2 separate regions of the Homo sapiens genome follow, and region 2 is linked to region 1. Evidence: chromatin loops called from intact Hi-C (ENCODE). Cell type or tissue: endothelial cell of umbilical vein. All regions are shown on one strand. Links, peaks and the distances in the headings refer to the core of each region. The heading gives the core; the rest is flanking DNA.

Region 1 (2,914 bases), core at 248-2,747:
CAGCATTTTGGGAGGCCGAGGCGGGTAGATCACCTGAGGTCAGGAGTTGAAGACCAGCCTGGCCAACATGGTGAAACTCTGTCTCTACTAAAAATACAAAACTTAGCCAGATGTGGTGGTGGGTGCCTGTAATCCCAGCTACTAGAGAAGCTGAGGCAGGAGACTCGCTTGAACCCAGGAGGCGAAGGTTGCAGTGAGCCAAGATCATGCCACTGCACTCCAGCTTGAGCGACAGAGTAAGACCTTGTCTCAAAAAAAAAAAAAAAAAAAAAAAGAAGAACTTACCCATGTAACCAAACACCACCTGTTCTCCAATAACCTATGGAAATAAAAAAATAAAATGTTCATTTTATCTAAGTTTACCCATATACGCTAAGAATTAAAGAAAGATTCAGTTTGGATTAGATCCAAGGTGAGTTCAGGTTCTGCTCACTTCTCAAATATTACAAGTTTATTACTTTCCCTGAGATGACCGCAAATCATCTATAAATACTTGCTTTTCTACTTTCTGCCATTTTCTTTTCCACTCTGACCATTAAGTGGTAGAATGCCTTGTCCACTGTCCTAAGAAGGTCAAAGATGAACCCATTCTTAAAGATTATCACCGGGTAACCAAAACATGGGGGTGAATTTTAGGGAATTTCCAGCCTTGTTGTCAGGTTAGAAGTTTCCAGCCTTGTGTGGTTCTCTGCTGTGGAAGAAGTTGCTGCTGTTGATCATTTATTTTCTGGGTGAGAATCCTGTCACCACTTGCTCATTTCCCCCTAGAGGATGGCCCCACTGCCTTCATGCTGCTTCCTTTGGTAGTGTCTTTGTTCTTGGCTCTTTTAATTTTCCTCTGAATCATTTTTCTTCTTTTATTCTTTGTTCTATTTTTCCTTTCTTCTAGTCACCTGAGCAGGATTATACTTAACTCAGGGACACGTTTAAGGCAGTTTGATGGTATGGGCTCTAGAGCAAGTCTCCATGTATTGGCTCTGCATCTTTGGTCAAGATACTTAGTTTTACCAAGCCTCAGTTTCTTCATCTGTAATATGGGCTAGTGATAATGTCAACCTGGAGGACTTACTGAGATCAAGTGAGAAAATCTATTTTAAGCACTTACCCAACATTTATAGACCACTTAATTTGTGCTTTTTGAAGGAGACCGCAATTAGTTCTACAGCTTCTGTTAATAGCAGAGCAATGTAAAGGTACCTGTCACCTTATGCTGCAGTTTCTTCACCTGTAAATTGAAGATAATTTTACAGGTTACTACAGCTTGAGGTTACTATGAGAACTAAATGAGATACTACATGCAAAGCACTTAAAACCATACCTAGCATATGGAAAGCTCTCAATCAATGCCAGCTATTATTATTATTATTATGTTATTCCTGTACTGTTATTGGGAAAAACTAAAAGGATATGTGACCACAGCATGCGATTGATTCATCCTGGTTTGGTTAAGCCCTATCCTGAGGTTGATTTCCATGGCTAGCAACTTGACTGTCCTTCTCTTGCTCTTTCAGCTGCGCAGTTGGACAGCATTGGCTTCAGCATAATCAGGAAATGCATCCATGCTGTGGAAACCAGAGGTAAAGTAGTTTAACAGATGGCATTGTTCTCATAGAAGGTCACGCATCTGGTGAGGAGTCAGACCTGCTACCTGCTGTTTCCTGACTTTAAGTGACTCATTAGCTCCCCAAGTGCCATTGTCAGTGGATTTCCACAAGTCTTGTTGGTCTCAAGCAGGAGGTCCTAACTGATTTTGTGTCACCAACTTCTTTGGCTGATCAGAAGAATGTGTTAAATATCTAAAATACGTATGATTATAGAAACCAGTTACTGAAATTCGATTTTTAAAATATTAAAAAACACAGGGTATCATGATATATGTGTTTCTTTGTTAACACTTTATAAGTGATAGTGGTGGGTCTGATAACTGACATAATTTGGGAGCAGTGATATTTCAAGATATCCATAATAATTGTAATGTGTTATGAAAATATCTGTGATTTCTGACCAAGTTGCAGGTACCGCTAATGCTCCTGTAATTTGTTGCTTACATCCATAAAGGAAGGAAATGCTTAATGTCAGTTATAGGTTAGTGAAGATAAAGATGTAATTGTTTTCCTGTCTAAGTTCACAGACACCCTAAATTTTCTCTGGCAGACATCTTGGGGTCTGTGAACCCAAGATGCTCTGGGGAGCTAGTCCCTGGGGACCACCCAGGTAGAGAAAAGGGGTCAGGCCCATGTTCACACTGATCTTTCCCAGGTCTGTGGGAGCAGGACATTAAGATCAAGGAGGCTGGTTCATCCTGATGGTCTCCATCCCTTCTTCAGAGACAGCCACAAAGGAGATTCCTCAGTCCCAGCAGTTTGAAGCTTTGAGTTTGCTGGTCTGTTGTACCGCTGAGAAAAGCTATTAACCATCTTTCCACTGGATTTGATTTGAACCGTTGTCAGAGATGTGAATCTTATTTACTCACAGCCTCTCAGCCTACCAGCCCTTTTTAAGTAGTGGAAAGAAATTCTCTCTTTTAAAGCAGGATTCATAACTTGCCAGTTGAGAAATATACACTTTTTTTTCCATAAGGACTGTGAGGCATTAAGTAGAGGGAAGAGAGAGAATTTAAAAACCTACCCTTATGTATACTGTCAAAAGATATTTTTTCCAAAACAGTTGTAATGTATGGAAACATTTTTTAAAATGTTCAGTTATTTCCCCTGTACCTCTCTTAAATAAAGAATTAAGGCATCTTGTAAAGGTATGTAAGATATATCCAGAGAATATAAAGTAGAAGTAGGTGACATTTCTGGGAATTGGTCTTGAGGAAATAAGGATATGGGCCAGATTGAGCCATAAGGATGTTTACACCGTGGTGATGTTAAGGTACAAAATCAGAAACGGGCCAAATGTCTCAAAAATG
Region 2 (2,914 bases), core at 299-2,798, 55 kb before region 1:
CCTGAGTGGCTGGGATTACAGGTGCCCACCACCACACCCAGCTGATTTTTGCATTTTTAGTAAAGATGGGGTTTCACCATGTTGGCCAGGCTGGTCTCGAACTCCTGACCTCAGGCAATCTGCCTGCCTTGGCCTCCCAAAGTGCTGGGATTACAGGTGTGAGCCACCTCACCCTGTCTGGAATGTTCTTCTACAGGTGTTTTGAGGCCATAAGTACTTATCTCTTGAGTATATTCCTGGGAGTGGGATTGTTGGATCATAAGGGACACAAATCTTTACCTTAGTAAATATTGCCACATAGTCTTGCAAAGAGGTTGTACCCATTTTCATACCCACCAGCAATGTGTGAGGGTTTCAATTGTTCCATGCCCTCACCTATGCTTGGAATTATCCATCTTTTTAGTTGTAACCATTCTAGGGCATGTGTGTATCGTAGTAGTAGTTGTCATTGTCGTTGTAGTGTCACACTTGGTGTTTATTTTCATTTCCTGGGTGAGTAATGATGTTTGGATATCTTTTGAGAAATACCAGTACCATCTTTTGGCCATGTTTTCATTGCAAATGTATCCTTTTTATAAAGGTGATTATGAACATCAAAAGTCATCATGGAAAGAAAAATGCAGATAGAGAGGCTGCATGTGGCAGCAGTATCAGCTGGTTAGTGATAAAGAACATAGGCTTTGCTGCCCGACAGCAGGAGTTCAAGTCCCAACCTTGCTACCCACTAGTATGGTATTAATTCACTTTCTAATCTTATTTCCTAAACCGTAAAATGGGGATAATAACAGTGTCTATCTCACCAGTGTGCTGGGAGGATTCAATGAGACATGCATCCTTAAAATACCTCTCTGTGAAGCAACTTGGGCCACATGAACAGAGCATTAACAACACACAAACACAAAATGTAGTCTAAATGCCCTGGTGGTCTTTCTTGAGCCATGCAGGCACCTTCCTCTGCCTCCCTATATTCAGAAGTGATAAGGCCATGAGCTACCCTCATGATTTGGTTTCCTAAATCTGTAAAGTCTGCTTTATTAGCTAGGGTGCAAGTTAGTATTTGGAACGTTTTTTGAAGCCATGAGTGTGCTCTTGATAGTCATTATTATTATAAGCAGCAGCTTGGCTCCTTTCCTGCAGAGCAGAATTATCTTCAATCAAATGACCTTTCTGTATACTTTCTACTTTAAAGGATTAATTGCGTCTTCCTTCCTGTCTCCCTCTTCACTTCTCCAGAACGCTCAGCCCAAAACCAAACTGGAGTTGCCTTTGTCCCTAAGTGGTGTCGTGGTACCACCACACCCAAAGCCTGGCTCAGAATGAATTCAGCACCCATTCCTTGCTTTTTAAACCTCAAAAGTTCCCGACTCAGTGAAAGGCTTCCATTTTGCTATCCTCTTCTCTGTCTGCATTTTACTCTGTAATTTATTGACATAGAAGAGGCCTCGTGCAGGCTTTCATTGCATTAGTCCACTTGGAAGTCTTTTCTCCAATCCATTTGACCTCAAGCTGCTTTTTTGCTGCTGCTGCATGTAAGCTAGACTGATCCAGCTCACCTTATGCTGCTTTTGAAGGCTGAAAAGCCCTGTGACCAAATGTTTAGCAGGCTGTTCAGACAGTGGACTGATGGTTTGATCTAAGTCCGTTTCCTGCCTTACACACACCTCCCCATCCCCCAAGGCAAAGGTGGAAAACCCAGCAAGTTACATAAGTTGTTGGAGCAGTCCAGATGGCTGGCTGCTAGCCCAGGCAAACTCGCTTTGGAGCACTTGGGGATGCCTGCACTGGCAATGAAACATGGGCTCATTTTTTAATGAGAACAATCATTTTGTTCAGCTGTATGAATCCCAGTAGTGGAGTGAGATCAGGGCTGTGATCCCCTAAACATGGCTGCTGGCTTCCCTCTGGGGCAGGACAGGGGGTGTCTTGTAGTGGGAGGGTGTCTTGTCCTACTGTTTGGACTTTACTAAACAGGAAGGAGCGGGCAGGGCTGCAGAACAGGAATTATACCATTGTACAGCCTGGCAGTCCTGTGGAATTGGCTGAATAGCGGAAGGAAGGAATCTGAAAAGGAAGGGAAGGATCTCACCACCCAGTGTGAGCCAATTCCAGCCTCGCTATTTTATCTGCCCAGTGACTGATCTTAGCCTTTTGTTGTATACCTTTCTTCTTGAGAGGTTTTGAAATGGTATGCATTCCTTAGCTTTGAGGCACCATGTGGCTGCAGTTAGTCAGACTAGCTCCAAATCACAAGCTTGGATTGTTGAACCTGTTTTTTCTGGAGTGGGAGGAAGATGGACCAGAAATTGATGTGAGGCCCTGGGATCTTCAGTCCAGGTGGCCATGGGTATGGCTTACAGGATGGTCATCTCTAGGTCTGACTTTCCCTGTGTGTTGTCCTGATGTGACCAGGAAGCAGCTGTCCAAGTTGCCTGTCCACCTCTGATAGCACATGCAGCCTTGCATCTGGGGTTGGTGGTTATTTCGTGCAGGTGACCTGAGAGCTGCCTGGGATTGCTGTGCTTGCCCAGCCCGCCACAAGGGGTTGCCCTTTGTTGGCTGGTGGTGTGGAGGAGGACAGGTCCCCTGACTGCCGGCTACTCCAGTGCATCTGAAATGGAGACACCTGTATGTCTGTGATCTCTGAGCCTTATCTTCCCTTGCTACCCCACGGTGAATTAGACCTAAAGATGCTATGCTGGTTCGTTGTTTTTTTTTGAGATGGAGTCTCACTCTGTCACCTGACTGGAGTACAGTGGCGCAATCTCTGCTCATTGCAACCTCCACCTCCCGGGTTCAAGCGACCCTCCTGCCTCAGCCTTGTGAGTATCTGGAACTACAGGCATGTGCCACCACACCTGGCTAATTTTGTATTACTAGTAGAGACAGGTTTACACCATGTTGGCCAGGCTGGTCT

The links. Hi-C counts contacts between places; a loop is a spot of excess contacts. Peaks named below come from ENCODE experiments on the same cell type or tissue, not always from the same donor. Only the 100,000 strongest peaks of a DNase experiment are listed, where the experiment ranks them.
Region 2: a loop joins it to region 1, with 4 times the contacts of the local background. A loop is called at or near these places in 2 of 110 quality-filtered maps.

What each region holds. Positions count from the first base shown.
Region 1 is chr5:143,035,685-143,038,598 of GRCh38, forward strand. ARHGAP26 (Rho GTPase activating protein 26) reads left to right here. Exons shown (of 23, transcript NM_001135608.3): 13 at 1,512-1,577. Among named protein-coding and RNA genes, the nearest start is that of ARHGAP26-IT1, 160 kb to the right of the region's middle. RefSeq lists an enhancer at 1,229-1,989. In endothelial cell of umbilical vein, for the core only: no CTCF peak of the experiment used is centred there; a DNase peak (open chromatin) is centred at 1,617; H3K27ac peaks cover 402 bases.
Region 2 is chr5:142,980,511-142,983,424 of GRCh38, forward strand. All of the region lies in intron 11 of ARHGAP26 (Rho GTPase activating protein 26), which reads left to right. Among named protein-coding and RNA genes, the nearest start is that of ARHGAP26-AS1, 110 kb to the left of the region's middle. RefSeq lists enhancers at 1,338-2,180, 2,181-2,914. In endothelial cell of umbilical vein, for the core only: no CTCF peak of the experiment used is centred there; DNase peaks (open chromatin) are centred at 1,161, 1,641 and 2,101; H3K27ac peaks cover 1,803 bases.